Linked DNA regions of Homo sapiens: regions 2 and 3 are each linked to region 1. The links are chromatin loops, found by intact Hi-C in ENCODE. Cell type or tissue: GM12878. All regions are shown on one strand. Links, peaks and the distances in the headings refer to the core of each region. The heading gives the core; the rest is flanking DNA. Region 1 has its middle 23 kb from the start of NKX2-3. Region 2 overlaps ENTPD7 (ectonucleoside triphosphate diphosphohydrolase 7). Region 3 overlaps GOT1-DT (GOT1 divergent transcript).

Region 1 (7,858 bases), core at 2,712-5,211:
ATAAATCAATTAGCTAGGCATAGTGGAGCACATCTGTTGTCCCAGCTACTCGGGAGGCTGAGGTGAGAGGATCACTTGGGCTCAGGAATTCAAGGCTGCGGTGAGCCATGATTGGTCCACTACTGCACTCCAGCTTTGATGACAAAGTGAGACCCTGTCTCAAAAAAAAAAAAAAAAAAAAAAAAAAAAAAGGAAGAAAAAGTAGATTTATGGTTGCCAGGAGGCTGAGGAAAGGGTGAATGGGGAGTAACTGCTAAAGAATATGGGGTTTCTTTTTGGAGTGATGGAAATATTCTGGGCCGGGCGCACGCTTATGCCTGTAATCCCAACATTTTGGGAGGCCAAAGTGGGCAGATTGCTTGAGCTCAGGAGTTCAAGACCAGCCTGGTCAAAAGAGCAAAACCTCATCTCTACAAAAAATTAGCTGGGTGTGATGGTGCATGCCTGTGGTCCCAGCTACTTGGGATGCTGAGTTGGGAGGATCACCTGAGCATGGCAGGCAGAGGTTGTAGTGAGCTGAGATCACGCCACTGCACTCAGCCTGGGTGACAGAGTGTGACCCTGTCTTAAAAAAAAAAAAAGTTAAAAAAAGAAAATATTCTGGAATTACATAGTAGTAATGATTGCACAAATCTATAAATATACTAGCAATCACTGAATTTTACACAATTTAAAAGGGTGAAGATTATGGTATGTGAACTGTATCTCGAAGATGTTTAAAGACAAAAAAAGAGCTTCATAAATAATTGTATTTAAGTTACACCTCAATAAAGATAATAATAAAAGGGGAGAAGGCTTCACCAGCTTCCTCCTTGACTTTGGAAAGTTGGTCAGAAACACTTGTTTGCCTGGAGGATGGGACAAATTCCTACAAAGCCAGAGTCTCAGCTTCCAAAGCCTCCAGTGGGGAGACCTGCAGGGACTGGGGAGAGCCCAAGTGACATCTCAAGACCTCAGACACCCTCGGTCCTTCCTAAGGGAGCACAAATAGGGACACATGAATCCATCCTAACACACCTGGAGGGCTGTCATGGGACAGAGGGACTGGGCTTCTGAGTGACTCCAGTGAGCAGAAATAGGACCCGTGGAGGAAATGACAAGACAACACAGTCTGGTCAATAAGAAGAAAGAGTCCTGAGGGACTGGAGCGGTCCAGATGTGGTGTGGGTCACGCCCTGTGTGAGTGCCCAACCTGGGCTGCACTCAAGCCAGGCCGCAGAACCACATCTGGGACCTTGTATATTGATGTAGTCTCCTGGCAGGGGACTGGGTGTTCCAACACAGAGATCCTCAGAGACAATATAAAGGATGAAGGAGGAAACAAGAAGAAACTGGTGAGAAGGGAGAGTCCAGAGAGGGTGCTGGCAGAATCCATGAGAGAGACATCTCCGTGGGCATCCTCTCAGTGTGAAGGCGGCTGTTTCTTAGCAGATGAGCCTTCAGATGAAGCCGGCATAGCTGTCAGCAGAGCTAGACTATAGACAAACCCTGAGGAAACATTATTCAAATTTATGTTTATTTATTTATGTATTTATTTATTTTAAACGGAGTCTTGCTCTGTCACCCAGGCCGGAGTCCAGTGGCACGATCTTGGCTCACAGCAACCTCCACCTCCCAGGTTTAAGCGATTCTTGTGCCTCAGCCTCCTGAGTAGCTGGGATTACACGCACCCACAACCATGTCCAGCTAATTTTTGTATTATTAGCAGAGACGGGGTTTCGCCACGTTGGCCAGACTGGTTTCGAACTCCTGACCTCAGGTGATCTGCTTGCCTCAGCCTCCCAAAGTGCTGGAATTACAGGTGTTAGCCACTGTGCCCAGCCTCAAATTTAAACCCTCAAATACTCTCAGGCAGTAGTAGGTAGTGATTAAGCTAAAGGGTCTGGGGTTTTGCCAGTCCTGGGTTCAAATACTGACCCACTGCTTAAAGGCTGTGTGATCCTGGGTAATGCTTTAAGATTTCTGAGCCTCCTTTTCCCTGGTTAAAAAAAAAAAAAAAGGAGGCTGGGTGTGGTGGCTCACGCCTGTAATCCAGCACTTTGGGAGGCCATGGCGGACAGATCACTTGAGGTCAGGAGTTTGAGACCAGCTTGGCCAACATGGTGAAACCCAATTTCTACTAAAAATACAAAAATTAGCTGGGCGTGGTGGCAGGCACCTGTAGTCCCATCTATTTGGGAGGCTGAGGCAAGAGAATTGCTTGAATTCGGGAGGCAGAGGTTGCAGTGAGCTGAGATTGTGCCACTGCACTCCAGCCTGGGCACCTCAGTCCATCAAAAAAAAAAAAAAAAAAAAAAAAAAAGAAAGAAATAATAACAGGACTTACCTCACAGATTTGTTCTGAGGATTAAACCAAGTAATGTAAATAAAGCACTTTAGCCTATCATATATTAATAGTAGCTATTTCCAATTGAGCTAAACACATTTAATTATGTCGAAACTATTAGGTTTTTTTGGTAGATATAGGTAGCTGGCAAACATTATGGGTTGCTGAAAGCTATCTACTCCTCCTACAACTTCACATCACACAAGTTTTGAGTCAAATTCTGCCACATTTTGTAGACAAAAGACACACTTTTATCAGCCAATTCACACAAAAATAATCTGTTTTGAAAGCTGATTACAGCTCTGTCCTTCTGCGTGCTCCAAACATGCCCTGCATGAAAGGTCTGCTTGAGGGGGACTCCATAATCTGGAGGCAGGATTAGGTTAACCTAAGGCTTTGGGCAACTTGATTCCCTTGGCCTCATGGCTGGACTTGGGAACATTTCAGAATCTAGCCTCAGGTACCACCCAGAAAGGTGAAATAGATAGGGCCCAGCAGATTCTTTTTTCTTATCATGAAAGGGCAGAGAGTGACTGCAAACTATTCCAGCCAACTTGCATATCTTGGATACCACTGAGTCATGGGGCTTTTTCTTTCTTTTTTTTTTTTTGATGGAGTCTCGCTGTGTCGCCCAGGCTGGAGTACAGTGGCGCAATCTCAGCTCACTGTAACCTCTGCCTCCCAGGTTCAAGCGATTCTCCTGCCTTAGCCTCCCAAGTAGCTGTGACTATTGGTGCGTGCCACCACGGCCGGCAAACTTTTTGTATTTTTAGTGGAGACAGGGTTTCACTGTATTAGCCAGGATGGTCTCGATCTCCTGACCTCGTGATCTGCCCGCCTCGGCCTCCCAAAGTGCTGGATTACAGGCATGAGCCACCGTGCCAAGCCTGTTTGTTTTTGAGATAGGGCCTCGCTCTATCACCCGGGCTGTAGTGCAGTGTCAAGACCACATCTCACTGCAGCCTTGACTTCCTGGGCTCATGTGATTCTCCCACTCCAGCCTCCCAAGTAGCTGGGACCACAAGTATACACCACCATGCCCAGCTAATTTTTAAATTTTTGTAAAGACAGGGTCTCACTATGTTGCCCAGGCTGGTCTCAAACTCCTGGGCTCAAGCAATCCTCTCACCTTGGCTTTCCAAAGTGCTGGGATTACAGGTGTGAGCCACTGTGCCCGGTCTGGATACCATTGATTTTTAATGCTTAGCACTCATTTCTAACTGGGCTTATTAACACACATCTTTTCCCCAGTGAATCCCCATCCAATATATTTATTATGCTCATTACAATGCTGTGGTGCTAATGGGAGACAACAAAAGGCCATGTAGTAGCAGTGAATGTTTGACTAAATGCTAGCTGATCACTTCCGTATTATGTACAACCTCAGATTAAAGGGCTGACCTCCTCTAGAGCACAGTTTAAGTGAACATATATTTGCTATTATACTGTAGACCACAGACATCTGAGAGCTGACTGCATTTCTCCAGTGCTTCATACTTCTGAAATAGAAACTTGCTTTTAGTTTAGAGCAAAACACCTAGATTCAGAGTCCATTAACATTACAGAAAGCCTCCTATGAGCCAGGCAATTTTTTAAATCCTTCAGCTCATTTACATCTCACCACAGCCCTTTGAGGTGCAGAGTATGACTCACTTTATCGATGAGGAAACTGTGGTTCAGAGAGGTTAAGTTACTTGTCCGAAGCGGTCAGATATTAGGCAGAGGAACAAGGAAAAAAAAAAAAAGAATAAGAATCTCTCTGTAAAAGCAATATCTCACTTTAGGTGAGCATCAAAAAGGAGACTAAGTGTGGTCACCGAGCCTGCCTCCCATTTCCTGCAGAGAGCCTGCCCTTAGTAAGGAAGGCATTTTTCTTCTCGTGTCATTTCAGTGCATCTAATTTACCTCCATTTGGGCATTAATTTCATGCTTTCGATTGACTGCAGAGAAGTATTCTCTTTTCTTGCGGTCCGGCTGAGGATCTCCAGGCCTGTTCATGCTGCCTGGGCCATGCCCAGTCCCAGACCACCCCCATCTAGAGTTACAGCGAGCTGAGGGCTAGGGTTACTGCACTTAACACTGAAAGGCCCCCTCATTTCAGCCTTTTAGAGCCAGGAGGCTCATCGCTCATCACTCATCACTTGCCAGTTGGCCGTTGTATTTAGGGCTTGCTTTGTTTCTGCAAGTGCTGAAAACAAGCACTGGGTGAGGGGCCATCGAGAATGGAACAGGCTGAGCAGGACTGGAGGATGAGTGACAGGGGAATTAGGAGAGGCGACATTCCCAGGGTGTTGGGCTCGTGGACACGCGTGAGGGTTTCCACGGTTGACACTGTGCTTGTGACGAAGGACCGCCATGCACTGTTCCCAAATGGGATGACTGAGGGCCTACTACGTGCAAAGCATTTTTAAATGGGAACTTCAACACAGACCCTGTCTTTGAGGAGAGGCTTATAGGAAAAGGATAGGGTAGGTTTCCCCCAAATTTACCCCCAACACACACAATCAATCTGTTCCTCCTCCTCTCCCCTTCACATATCTCCAGTCTCCATGAAAGATAATTGCCCAAAGATGTAGAATATTTGGCAAAAAGAAGGTGAAGAAAAAAGAATGAGAATCTCTCTGTAAATGTGTCATTTCACTTTATGCGAGGAACAAAAATGAGAACAAGTGTGGCCACTAAGCCTGCCTCCCATCTGCAGAAAGCCTGCCCTTAGAAAGAAGATTCATTTATCCTCTCATGTCACTTACCTTCTCACCTAGTCCAGGAATCAGGAAGTCATCCTGGAGTCTCCCCTCTCCTGCACCTCTTACATCTGATCAACTATCACATCCTCCAAATATTATCTCCCCTTCTTTCCCATTTCTATGACCCTGGTTTAGTATTTCCTTGTCTCTTGCTGGGACTATTGCAATAGCTCCCCATGAGTTTCCCTGATCCAGGATCAGCCTCTTAGCCCACCCGCTCTCCACTGCAGCCAGAGTGATCTCTCTAAAGCGCACAGCTAATCACAGTGGAAATCTGCCCGCAGCTTTCCCATCACCCACAACATAAAGCCCAAGCTCCCTATTCATTCCGTCTCTCTTTCAGTAAGTATTTGATGAGCACATTCTGTGTCCTAGGATCAAGTATACTATGCCAGGATCCAGAATACAGGAGTGAAGGAAATCGACATAGTCTTTGTCCTCAGGAAGTTTTCAGTCTAGTGAGGGAAACAAGACAAGTAAATAAGGAAACATAATATCAAGTTGTGACACAAGCTGCCAAGTAAAGGAACTGGGGGCTAGGATAAAGAATAACCATGAGTATCAGAATCACAGATAGCTATGAGAGAGAGAGGAGAGATAGAGAGAGAGAGGAGAGAGAAAGAGAGGAGGATGAATAATAGTGGGCACCTACTTATGACCAGACACTCAGGGGGCATCTATGAGAACTGAAGAAGGAGTAGGAGGTGGCTGGAGGAAGAATGGGCACAGCACAAAGGAGCTTGATGCATTTGAGAAGCAGAAGGCAGTCGTGTGGCTGCACAGTGATGAGCCGCCGGGAGGCAGGGAGAGTGTGGGGTGGGGAGAGACAGGGTTGGACCGTGCCTTGTAGGCCACGAGGAAGCATCTGGATTGCATTGTAAGGACACAGGAAAGTCACTGAAGGCTTTTAAGCAGGTAAGTCATGCAATCTGACTTACATTCTTAGCACATCACTTTGGTGACTGCCTGAAGATTGGCTCAGAGGGACACAAGAGAAGTCACATTATGTGGTGAATTGAGTCCCCCAAAATTCATGTGTTAAAGTCCAAATGCCCAATACCTCAAAATGTGACTGTATTAGGAGACAGAGTCTTTAAAGTGGCAATTAAGTCAAAGTGAGGTCATTAGGGTGAGTCCTGACTCAATAGGACTGGTGTCCTCATAAGAAGAGGGGATCGGGACACAGACACACACACAGGGAAGACCACGTGAAGACAGGGAGAAGAAGACCGCCATCTACAAAGGAAGGAGAGAGGTGTCGGAAGAAACCAACCCTGCTGACACTTTCACCTTCGACATCTAGTCTCCAGATTTGTGAGAAAGTCGATTTCTGTTGTTCAAGCCACCCAGACGGTGGCACTCTGTTACAGCAGCCCTGGCAAACGAACACCAGAGGGCTGTCCAGTTAAGGGCCCATAGCCAGGCATGGTGACTCACGCCTGTAATCCCAGTACTTCGGGAGGCTGAGGCAGGTGGATCACGAGGTCAGGAGTCTGAGACCAGCCTGGTAGTGAAACCCCGTCTCTACTAAAAATACAAAAATTAGCGGGGCATGGTGGTGCGTGCCTGTAGTCCCAGCTACTTGGAAGGCTGAGGCAGGAGAATCACTTGAACCCAGGAGGTGGAGGCTGTGGTGAGCCAAGATCACACCACTGCACTAGGCAACAGAGTGAGACTCCATATCAAAAAAAAAAAAAAAAAAAAAAGAGCCTACTGAAGGGGCTGGGCTGGGGGAAAGATGAGGGTGGCTCTTTCTGGAGGAGAGAAAGAGGAGATGGACTTCAGCAAGAGCATAAAGTTCGATCTACAGAACTCTGCGATGGGCTAAGGTGAGGAGGATGGAAGGACTGAGGAAGATGCCCAGGTTTCTAACCTGTGCTAAGAGATGATGGTGGGGCCCTTCACTGAGGTGGGAGAGACGAGGGAGAAATAGGAGTGGGAAGGGAAGGGAGACACCTGATCACAACCTCCGTGGATTTCCATGTTTTCTATGACAACTGAGATAACTTCGGCTGCCCCCCAAAATAAATAAATTAACCCAACATAAGGGTTTTTTTTTAAATTAATAGACTTTATTTTGGGGAATATTTTTAGATTCACCAAAAATTAAGCAGAAAGTATGAGAATTCTCTTTTTTAAATCTTACATTTTTATTTTTATTTTTATTTTTGAGAAAGGGTCTCAGCTCTGTCACCTAGGCTGGAATGCCATGGCACAGTCACAGCTCACTGCAGCCTCACCCTCCCAGGCTCAAGTGATCCTCCCCGCTCAGCCTCTTGAGTAGCTGGGACTACAGGGGTGTGCCACCATATCTGGCTAATTTTTTCATTTTTGTAGAGATGGGGGTCCCACTAGGATGCCCAGGCTGGCCTCGAACTCCTGGGCTCAAACAATACACCCACATCAGCTTCCCAAATGCTGGGATCACAGACGTCAGCCACTGCACTCAGCCAAGAATTCTCATATGCCCTTCTCCTCTGCATGATTTCTCTTATCATTCCAACATAAATTTTTTAAAATTATTTTTAATTGGCAAATAAAAATAGTGTGTATTTATGTTGTACAACATGATATTTTCATGTGTACACAATGTGCAATAGCTGAATCAAGCTAATTAACAATCTATTACCTCCCATACTTATCATTTATTTGTAGTGAAAACACTTAAAATCCACCCTCTTAGCAATTTTTAAGTATACAATACATTGTTAATAACTGTCATCATCATGTTGTACAACAGGTCTCTTGAATTTATTCCTCTTGTTTAACTGAAATTTTGTAACTT
Region 2 (3,698 bases), core at 799-3,298, 160 kb before region 1:
AGAAATGTAACATACTCATTTAAATTAAATAAGTTGTATAAGTTTGGGCTGAAGAAACCTGGCCTTATATCATTTCATATAAAAAAGACGGGATTTTAGTTGTCCTCAGGTTCAATATGAACCAAGTAGTATTCATGTTGTTATTATATGATAACAGAAAAATTAGTGGTACTTCAGGTTTTATCAGTAGAAGTGTCACAGCCATAGTCAAAATACCCCTAACATACTGCATTTCACTCTGGGTACCAAATTTAAGCAAGATATTGATGGCCACTAAGTGTGTATCCAGAAGAAGAGATCAGAATGATGAGTCCAGAACCCCTGTCACACAGGGAATAGGTGAAGGAACTAGGGATATTTAACTGGAGCAGAGAACATCTGGAGAGAGAGCAAGATTCCTGTCCTTGAGAAGTTGAAGCCGTCTCATGCAGAAGAGGGAATGAGCTTCCATTATGCTGCAGAGCTGGCAGCAATGGATGAAAGTTGCAGGAAGTTAGTTTTAGTTCTGTAGAAGGCAAGAGTAGGGTAGACCAAATCAAATGCTCACTGGGGTCAGGCTGATGGAGACAGTAACACTGGCGAGCAGGTGCCCCAGCTCGGACTATACTGCTGAGTTCTGGTCTGTTGCTGCCACTCTACAGGTCCAGGGTTGTTAGATCTTCTGGGTTTTTGTTTTGCTTTTTGAAATAAGGAAAATAAGCTTATCTTAAGTTTATTTTTCCTTGGATATACCTAGATTCCATACAGTGACAATACAAATACAAAGGAAGAACATCTGGATTTCATCCTTGACCTCATTTACAAAGCAAAAAGAGATGCTGGATTCAGATATAAATGTTTAATTTTGCAGTGTTTAAGTCAGCAAATCTTCTGTTTTTTAAAAATAAGCCACATATCTAGATTTTTCTGTGAAAGCTCTCAATTAAGTGTTGGGAACTAATTTCAAGATTTTAAAAAATGTTATGCAGGCTTAACGTGTCTGAGAGCCATAAATGACCTAACGTTTCCCGTTAGTCTCTGAACTAGGTGATCTCAGTTCTCTTTCAACTCCAGTACTCTGTAAGTTTCTGTGACCTGTAGTGTACCATTCTCAGGTGGTGATATGGTTTGGATGTTTTGTCCCCTCCAAATCTCATGTTCAAAGTGTGACATTCAGTGTTAGAGGTGGGCCTAGTAGGAGGTATTTGGGTCATGGGGGCGGATCCCTTATGTATGACTTTGTGCCATCCCCATAGTAATGAGTGAGTTCTCACTCTGGTTGTTTATGCAAGAGCTGGTTGTTTAAAAGAGCCTGGAACTTCCTCCTCTCTCGCTTGCTCTCTCTCACCATGTGACACACTGGCTCCCCTTCACCTTCTGCCATGATTGTAAGCTTCGTGAGGCCCTCACCAGAAGCAGATGCCAGCGCCATGCTTCCTATACAGTTCTATGCAGAACAGTGAGCCAAATAAACCTCTTTTCTTTCTAAAAATTGTCAGTATTTCCTTATAGCAATGCAAGCCGACTAACACAGGTGATTCTTAGCAAAACAGTTTGTCAATTTTTCATAAATGCTGGACCCTGGCTGGGCTTATGCTATTGCCTAGAAGAGATTCCCAACTTCTCTCTTATTTGAATCTTAGAAAAATCCCAAAGCCCAAGCCTCATCTAAGACCAATTAAGTCACAATCCCTGGAGGAAGTAAAAGGCATATTTTTAAAGTTCCCCAGGTGATTCCAATGTGCAGACAAGTCTAGGGACCACTGGCTTAGGTCCTAATAGCCTAGTTACCTTAGAAAGTTCTGACTAGCTTATTCCCATTCCCTTCTAATTTCCACCCCACCTTATCATTTGATCTGCTATGTTGCTCCTATTAGTATGTTAGTAGGATATGGTCTCTTCTGGATAGAATCCTTCAAAGAAAGGGAACTGTAGTTCCTGAGGCAGGTTCCCACACCATCCTCTCCTGATCCTCAAACCCAGGTTGTCCTTAGTTAGTAACTGAGTCAGCAGAGGGCAGTATGACCCAACCCAAAGAACCATATATTAATGCTTCTACAGTTGCCTCCAAGGAAGTAGCAACTCATGAGTAAGTTAAGGTTTCAGATGTTTTACTTCATTTTTCTTTTATTACAGATGATGAGTACATTTGGAAAAACAACTGGTTGCATTTAGCTATATAACTGTATTATATCTATGAGCTTCTGGTGAATGATTATCTTAGGGTTTTTTTTGTATTTATGTTATTCCCAGCACTCCCAGACACATATCAAATATTGAATTAGTGAATGCATGAATGGAAAATGGATAATTACAGATTGATGTTCCAAATACCTTTTTCCAAAAAAACAAGTCATCACATACCTATAGGATTAAATAGATTTCCCTTAATATTTTCAAAGGTCTCTCTGCACTTACGTCCATTGTTTTTAAAACATGAAGGAAATTAAAACACATGGCTTTCTTAATCAGTCAACCTAGAATTTTTTGTCTGTAACTTAGACTGACAAATACTATCTATTGTAGCAGGGGTAATGACTAGCAACTCCCTAAAGCAATGTTGGTTGCAGAGATCAACACTGATAATCATGATTTTAGGATAACCAGTTTATCTACAGCTACCCTTGTGGTCCTGGGATGAATGGTGGGTTATATATCAGCATATGTAACACATATACCCATGTCCCTGCATAAGGGAGAATGCATCACCTCTCTAACATGCATCACACATTTTCCTCAACACTGACCTAAAATGTTTGTCAGTGAGAATTTTAAGAATTCAAAATTCAACAAAATTATTGTTTAATGTGAAGCAGTAGAAAAAACAGAGTCTTAACAACTCCCCAAAGCAATGTAATACAGGCAGCCTTTGGTTTTTTAAAGTGTAGATCATAATAAAAAGATGTCTTTCACTACACTCCGCAGAGGCCATTGATCAAGGTAGAAATAAAGGGGGAGTACATGGCATGTACTTCAGGACTTCAACTAAAGGGTAATTGTGGAATGAGAATTTCAAATACAACATAGTAACTGAAACACTAGAAACCAAAGTATGTGTCTGGGATCCCTGCTTGCAGAAAAACATTTATGAAGCTAGTAAGGGGCGTCTTCACCAGCAGCAGGCCAAATGCCGGCAAGTGCTCTGTAGGAGGGGCCACTTAGGAAAGTACCAGGGCTGCCTTGGAGTGGAGAAGGAGGAGTGGCCACCAGAGGGTATACAAGTGGTTGCCCTTTAAAAGAAGAGGCTCAGGAGCAGACATGTCTTTATGCTAGCCTGAAGTCATGCATGTGTGGCTATACATAGCCTGTGATTCAGAAGACTTTTCAACTTTGGTTTTCATAAAAATGGCAAGCAATGATGGATTACATTTTAAAAGTGAAAGCCCTTGTAGTATGAGTAATGATTCAGTTTTACTAATAAAAGGATCTCCGTATTGCTCAGATTTTCAGAGAAACAAAATGGTCAACTGGTGTGTTATTCCTTCCTCGTCCCTCTGATAACGGTACTGACAAACTGGAAAATAATGAAATATTAGAGCAAAAGAGAAATGTGTAATAACACAAGAGAAGTCTATTAGGATATAAGGAAGATAAGTAGACAGAGCAGGCTTAAAATGAAGCTTGAACAAGCCATCTGCAGAAACAGAAAACAGGGTAGATGGGACACCCAAACAGGGTGCCACAGCTTTCCAACTTAGATCCAGGTTATGAGAGAATGA
Region 3 (7,858 bases), core at 2,186-4,685, 120 kb after region 1:
ACATGCAGTATTTGGCAGTATTTGGTTTTCTGTTCCTGCGTTAGTTTGCTACGGATAATGGGGATTCATATTTTTAAAAATCACTAATTTATTAACTAAGGAGCATCAATAGCTCCCCAGATTTCCAGATCAACTCTAAACTGTAGCACACCACATTGTTCTTTATTTAAAAATAGTTTCTCATAGTATCTGAAGTTTTAAGTTACTACACACATACATACTTTGCTTTGGAGAATTACTTTTTCCTGTCCTACTTCATTGTCATTGTTAGAAACTATCTAAATTTTCTATTCCTGTGAAGTGTCTCTCAAGCCTGTTTTTAAAAAATTTTTATTTATTTTTGTTGACTCAGCAGGTGACTTGTTACACACGCCTTAGTGGATTCGACTTCCATGGCCACTGTCCTGCTTCAAACCTGTCATTTTTATTTTCAATGAAAACTTGATTTTTTTTTAGGCTACAAAAATAATACATGTGTTTACTCTTTTTCTGTTAAAGCAAAGCTACAATGCATAACTGTATGCCTACATACCTATCTTTGAAAACTTGTATAAATTTCTTTAGGATAGATTCCTAGAGGAGAAATTGCTTGGTCAAATGGTATTATGTGCATTTTGACTGTTATTACCAAAATACAAGAAAAGGCTTTATTCATTGACAGTCTCCCCAATAGTGCATGTCATTGCTCTTTTCCCTCAACACTATTTTTTGAACATTTAAAATGTTTGTCAGTCTAATGGGTAAACATTGATAAATCAGCGTGGTTTCAATTTTATAATGAGGATGATTTTGGACATGTTTACTGGTTATTTGTATTTATTCTTTTCTGAATTTCTTTATATCCTAATTTTTCCACCAATACAATGAAGCTCTGACTATATAACAGATGTGACTAATAAGCATGTTGCAAATATTCTTCCATGTTATCACATATTTATTTATGGTGTCTATAGCCATGCAAAGTCAATTATTTTCTTTATAGCTTCTGAGATTGTGCCATGATTAGGAAAGTCTATTCTACCCTAATACTATGTTTCAAATATATTATTTTCCCTATATTGTTTAAAATATTTAAATCTTATATCCATCTATAATTTATTTTGTGCAAAGGAGAAACCAATTTTTTAATATATCAAACAAATCTGACATAATTGACGGTCACAACATCAGATGAAAATCTGTGCTTGAAAAGGTGCATTGTTTTTAAAAGAGTTAAATACAATCTTGCCATCTTGAGAGTTCCAGAACTCTCTACAGCCAATGCAAGGGCCTTTTCTAGGACAGTTTCCCGTCATACTCCAGGCCTCACACATACCGGCCAAATAAAAATGCTATTGTGATACCAATAGTGATTAGAAATAATACTTTATTTTCAGTAATTAACAAAAGTCAGATATCCTGAAAATCAAATAATTGGCAAGTGAGTTTATATTTTAACCTGATAATTTCCTTCTCATAAATGTTTAATTGTATGTTAGACATAAATCACTCAAGAAAGCATTTTATAGCGGCACCTTCTTTTCTGGCATCTATTTTCAGGTTTATAGAAAATGGCTAGGCCAGGCACAGTTGCTCATGCCTGTAATCCCACCACTTTGGGCTGCTGAGGCGGGTGGATCACTTGAGGTCTGGAGTTCTAGGCCAGTCTTGGCCAACATGGTAAAACACCATTTCTACTAAAAATACAAAAACTTGCCAGGCGTGGTGGCAGGCACATGTAATCCCAGCTACTCGGGAGGCTGAGGCAGGAGAATCACTTGAACCTGGGAGGCAGCAGTTGCAGTGAGCCAGGATGGTGCCACTGAACTCCAGCTTGGGCGACACAGCAAGACTCTGTCTCAAAAAAAAAGAATTCTGGATGAAAAAGTCCTAGAGATGTGTTGCACAACAATGTGCATATAGTAAACACTAATATACAGTATACTTAAAAATGATTAAGATGGTAAATACATGTTTTTTTACCACAATTTTAAAAAGAGTTAATTATGTCTTGTGGTTTATGTTTTTAATCAACCAACAAATATTTGAGTACCTAGATACCTTATTGTGGAGGATACCAAGAAGTGCAATTGATGGTTTCAGTTCTCAAGGAACTAGCAACCAAGTTGGGAGAAAATATTGAGTATACATAAAAGTTAATTAACAATCTCAGGCAATAGAATGATACCAAATGAGGAGAAGAGACATAAAGTCTTCTAGGCAGGAATCTTTTTGGGCTACAGTGATAGAAATATTCATTAGGTACTTAAATGGCTTTCAAACCATTTTAATACATATTTTCTAAATTGACCCTTTTAATAAATCTAGGAGGTATTATCTCCATTTAACAGATGAAATAAAAGCTCAGAGACTGTAATTTGCCCAACTTCACATGGCAGAGCTGGGAACTAGACTCAACGTCTTTCAGTGCTTATTCCTAGTGGGATTTATCTAAATTGGCATTGAAGATTTGCTGCCAAAAGAGTTTTCAGGGTTAAACAGAATCCAAATGTGCTAGGATTACCATGGTTTTGTATTTGCTAAAATTAGAATTATTCTGTCAGCTTGCTAAAGAGCATCAAGTAACTTTAGTAAAAAATAACAGATCATTTTTTCTTGCTGTTTACCGGTTAGGGAAACTCAAATCATACTGTGATAGAATGACGACGAGCATACAAGGCTTCAATTTCACTACTTATACACAGCCATTTAGCCAACTGCAGTCCCATGAAAGACATTCTTTACCCATCTTGTCTGACACCACTCCTTAAAGTCATAATACACATACTGTATTTGAGCTAGTTCTGACCTGACCCACGTATGACAGAGAGCAACACTAACACAGCAGAATAAAGGCAGTGAATAAGAATTTAGAAGCACTTATCAGGGCTAAGACTATATGAGTTACACACATTTTTTAAAACTACATCCTGCTATTTCAGTAGATTGACTTCTATCCAGAACGTGCAGGAGCATTAGGTCTGTTCATACAATAACCCTATCTGATTACCCAGGGTCAAGCTACTGTTTATCTTTACTAGACAGAACCCATATCCTGAGTGGGGGACCTCAAACCTTCCGTGTTTTTTGCATTACCTGGTGCACCACTTCCAGGTAATGCAGGCTCTGACATTCTTTATACATAATCACCTAAACCATAATAAAAATACTCCAATTTTTTGTTTTTTTTTAATGGTAAAAGTAAACACAGACACAGGGGTCAGGAGCTTTGCCTTTATTTTCCTTCTCAAGAGTGCTCAACATTTTGCAAAAGAAGGATAGTGCTGCCCTCTACTGCTCAATGTTGAAATATTATTAATAAACGAGGTTCCTACTAGCTTTGTGTACTAGATTACCACAATTTATTACACTGTTTTAAACGAACCCTTTAAGAGTTATTTAAAAGACTGTGTTCTTGGCAAACACATTGAATTTGTTTCCTTCATTATCTCTTCATATACCTTCATCTTGTACCAAAGAGTAGGATTTTAGGACACGACACAACCAAAAGAAGGACATTACAACTTTGGGGAAGAAAGCTTAACATGGCTCTAGAAGTAAGAGACTGTACTGGTGATCCATTTAAGGAGAAACGGGGCAAGGAGAGGAAATTTTCTTCTGACTTCAAGGTCTGTAGCCTTCCCATTCTTCTGTTATTTGGAGTGTCTTCATTTGTTTTTTTGCTAAGGCAATCCATTTCCTTCTTTCTGTTTCTTTGGAGAAGGCTGCTGCCCCAGGATGTGGAGAGAATAGTGTTTCTAAAACATTTTTCTATTCTTCAGAAAAAGATAATATAGCTATACAAAGGGCTATCATTAACATTTACATTTTAATTAATTATTAATAAAGTTGTCTTATTACCTTTAAATTGCCTTGAGATTTTATAGATCTCTACAAAGACTTCTTGGAGGGCTCTAGATATTTTGAAAATTGTGTTCTCTGTTTTCTTTTCCATTTGAAAAATATTTCGGAGTACATGCCTGCAAGGGGCCAGATCAGGCAGACTTCAAAGAGAGTTTGCCTAACCATTAGCACCCTACAGCAACCCAGGGACGAATTTCCTCATATGACAATAGTAAAAACAATAATTTCTATAACTGTGTTAAATGTGTGTATATCAACACTAAGCAAAATTCTTTTTAAAAGTAAATTACATATAAGAATATTAAAACTCAGACACATCAAGTAATTTACTCAAAGTTTCAAAACTATAAGAGGCAAAGCTAGAATTTGACTCCAGGCCCCAGCCTACGTACTGTTCTAGTATACCGCTAGTAATTTAATAAAAAAGCTAAACAAATCTCAAAGGCAAGTGCTTGTAAACAACATCTGTGATGATAATAACGGTCCCAGTTAATACCTGAGTACTAAGTGTCAAGTACAATTCAGTTTTGTATGAAATCATTTAATTAAATTAAATCATTTAATCCTCATAGCAATCCCATGAGGTAGAACTATTATTATTCCCAGATGAGGAAACTGAGGCATACAGAGGCAATCTAGTTCCAGAGGCCATGCTTTTAACCATTATGCTAAACTGTTTCTTAAGCAACATACGAAAACTATACAACACAATTTCTAAATGGTGCCATGGAACTTAGTCACGTTCAACAAGTAAGTAAAACCATCAGTAGTTTTCAGTCCTATTGATCTATCTGTTATACAAAGATTTCAGCAGCTTTAAATAAAGTTCTGCATATGTGGGTACTCAGTTCAGGAACTAACCTTAGACCGTGTCCACTCTATGCCCTTCTATGAGGTAGGAAACAGAAAAATACCCTCACTTGGTTCAATCCATGTGTGCGGATTATGGGAGGAGTCATACGTAAGGGAGGGAAGGAGAGAACTGAGGGAAGAGAAGGAGACATGATTCCATGAAGGCACACTCACGAAACAAGCCAGTGAATTTGAGAGGAGAGGTGATAAAGGATCACTTTCCTTAGGAAGAAGAGTAAACTCATTACAGTGGGAGAACAGCAACACCTCAGGAGCCCTATGCTTATCTTATCGCACACTATTTAGCCACACTGTGCCTCTATAACAGATCTCATACGGCTTTGGTTTTTAAAGAAACATTTGCTCAGCACACAACTCAGCTTCTAAATAATATCCTACCCATAGTGCCAGCACTCACCCAAATATAACGACTCCAAAGAATGACAAACTCATCCCTCCCCTGACTTTTTCCTAAGTTTAGACCTTCGGGTATTCAGGGGCAAGACTGAGTAAAATAAGCATGTGTGGCCTGGTGCAGTAGCTCACGCCTGTAATCTCAACACTTTGGGAGGCCGATTGCTTGGCCCAGGAGTTCGAGACCAGCTTGGCCAACACGGCGAAACCCCATCTCTACAAAAATTAGCTGCGCATGTTGGTGCACACCTGTGGTCCCAGCTACTTGAGAGGTTGAGGTGGGACAATCACCTGAGCCCAGGAGGCAGAGGTTGCAGTGAGCCAAGATCGTGCCACTGCACTCCAGCCTATGCAACAGAGTAAGGCTCTGTCTGAAAAAAACCCAAAACACCATCCACATGCAGATTTACTTACAGGTTCATGCAGTGCTCACTGCTCTTCTTGCCTGTCCAGCCCTGCAGGCTTCAGATTTCCAAGACAGTATGTTCTAAAGGAATTCATTCCAGGTGATGCTGTTGCTATATGGGTTCCCAGTTCCTCTTTTCCACTTCTTTTGAAGAAAAGGTTTCAGGGACAGGAGCAGGGGAAGGCAGAAGAAAGATGCTAGGAGGACTTCTGAACAGACAGTCATAAGGAAGGCAGGAGGCAGTGAGAACACCAGGCTCTTTCTCTTCTGACCCTTACTGCTCTTTCCCTGGACACTCACTTTATCTGGCTGCCTACCTGTCTGGGCAGCATCCAGCTCTTGAGTTGTTTGCTTGAATTATCCATTCAGCAAGGAGGCAGTGTTGAGTCAATTCTAAGCAATTCTAAATTTAAAGTGTTAAAATTAGCGATGACTTGGAAAGCATTCTGTTTATTTCAAGACTGGCATTAAATTAGAGGGGCAGCCTACAAGGCTCAAGACAGAAAGGTACTGCACTTAATCTCCAAGAACCTCACACTCCCTAGGAAAGCAGTTTGAGACTTGGATCCTACATAATATATAGGCTTCCTTCTCCCCCAGTAATTGCCTTTTAAAATTCAGAGCAGATATTGTGGGGACATGGAGAAAAACTGCACATGGCACCTTCTTTGTCCCTATCAGCATTGGCTTGATTATGGGGCGGCTTAGGATGTTAATAAATATTTGGTCTTCGCCAACATTGTTTAGGTAACCTAGGGTTGTTTTTCTCCCAGGGAATGACGTAGGGAGTGACCATGATATTGCTGGCCAACGCTGTGAAGATCATACTTTTAAATCAAATTCTGGGAAGGTTAGGCTATACAATGCCCCCCTCAGCAGTTGCCCTCTGCCCCTGCTTTTGGAAGCACTGAAAGTTCGTTGTCATTTGACCTTCAGTGTTGAACTTGTAATGCTTAAAATGTTATTAGTGAAACACTGTGGGCAGTTACCTTTAAAACCAGAGGCAATGTTTTGGAAAAGAAATAGATAACACAAAAAGTTGACGGATGTTATACAAAGTTCTTTGGCTTGTGTTTATTACTCTGAATGAAAATTCATTTTAAGATTTATAGTATTATCCAGTGGAGAGGGGCTGTGATATTGTTTTCTTCTGAAACACCAAGAGAATTGACTCTTCTACCATTTGTTGAAGGCTTAGTAAGTGCAAGAAACCTAGGGAGACTCACAGGTCCCTAGCCAAAAGAAGCTACATGGCCAACAAGCATATAAAATACTCAACATCACTAATCACTAGAGAAACCCAAATCAAAACTACAATGAGATATCATCTCACACCAGTCAGAATGGCTATTAATAAAAGTCAAGAAATAACAGATGCTGGTTTCTGGTGAGGTTGTGGAGAAAAGGGAATGCTTATACAATGCTGGTGGGAATGTAAATTAGTTCAGTAACCGCGGAAAGCAGTGTGGCGATTTCTCAAAGAACTTAAAACAGAATTACCATTCGACCCAACAATCCCAGTATTGGGTCTATACCCAAAAGAATATAAATCATTCTACCATAAAGATATATGTACATGTATGTTCACTGCAGCACTATTCACAATCGTAAAGACATGGCATCAACCTAAATGCCCATCACCAGTAGACTGAAGAAAATACGGTACATATACACCATGGACTACTATGCAGCCATAAAAAAGAAAGAGATCATGTCCTTTGTAGCAACATGGATGGAGCTGGAGGCCTTTATCCTAAGTGAACTAATGCGGAAGAGAAAACCAAATACTGCATGTTCTGACTTGTAAGTGGGAGCTAAACATTGAGAACACATGGACACAAAGAAGAGAACAACAGACACTGGGACCTACTTGAGGCTAGAGGGTGGGAGGAGGGAGAGGATCAGAAAAAATACCTGTCAAGTACTATGCTTACTATCTGGGTGACAAAATAATTTGTACAACAAACCCACATGACAAGCAATTTATCTATAAAACAAACCTGTGCATGTATCCCGAACCTAAAATAAAAGTAAAAAAAAAAAAAAAAGCAGTTTACCATCTATGAAGGGTGTGGCAGATATGCAATGTTAATAATAGCTGACATTTAGAGAGTCCTTCTTACATGCAACTAACCACTTCGTAAATGTATTAACTCACAAACTCCCCACACCAACTCTGAGGAAAATACTATTATTTCCACAGAGCAGGAACTTCCACAGAGAGGTTAAAATAACTTGACTAAACCTGCCCAAATTCGTAAGCGGCAGCCAGAATCTAAACCTAGATAGTCCGGTCCCGGAGATAGGTTTTTAACCACAAAGGCATTTTCTAAAATTGTGAAA

What was found. Hi-C counts contacts between places; a loop is a spot of excess contacts. Peaks named below come from ENCODE experiments on the same cell type or tissue, not always from the same donor. Only the 100,000 strongest peaks of a DNase experiment are listed, where the experiment ranks them.
Region 2: it touches region 1 in a loop (5-fold over the local background); 37 of 110 quality-filtered maps call a loop at or near these places.
Region 3: a loop joins it to region 1, with 4 times the contacts of the local background. A loop is called at or near these places in 18 of 110 quality-filtered maps.

Annotation. Positions count from the first base shown.
Region 1 is chr10:99,552,221-99,560,078 of GRCh38, reverse strand. No RefSeq gene overlaps it. Among named protein-coding and RNA genes, the nearest start is that of NKX2-3, 23 kb to the right of the region's middle. RefSeq lists an enhancer at 3,737-3,896. In GM12878, for the core only: no CTCF peak of the experiment used is centred there; a DNase peak (open chromatin) is centred at 3,948; H3K27me3 peaks cover 206 bases.
Region 2 is chr10:99,709,617-99,713,314 of GRCh38, reverse strand. It overlaps ENTPD7 (ectonucleoside triphosphate diphosphohydrolase 7), which reads right to left. Exons shown (of 13, transcript NM_020354.5): 13 at 2,074-3,698. It overlaps COX15 (cytochrome c oxidase assembly factor COX15), which reads left to right. Exons shown (of 9, transcript NM_078470.6): 9 at 1-2,447. Among named protein-coding and RNA genes, the nearest start is that of COX15, 21 kb to the left of the region's middle. In GM12878, for the core only: a CTCF peak has its summit at 1,991 (motif pointing right); DNase peaks (open chromatin) are centred at 1,986 and 3,284; H3K27ac peaks cover 87 bases.
Region 3 is chr10:99,431,606-99,439,463 of GRCh38, reverse strand. It overlaps GOT1-DT (GOT1 divergent transcript), which reads right to left. Exons shown (of 5, transcript NR_183993.1): 2 at 5,833-5,918; 3 at 5,524-5,724. Among named protein-coding and RNA genes, the nearest start is that of GOT1-DT, 4.6 kb to the right of the region's middle. In GM12878, for the core only: a CTCF peak has its summit at 3,268 (motif pointing left); no DNase peak of the experiment used is centred there.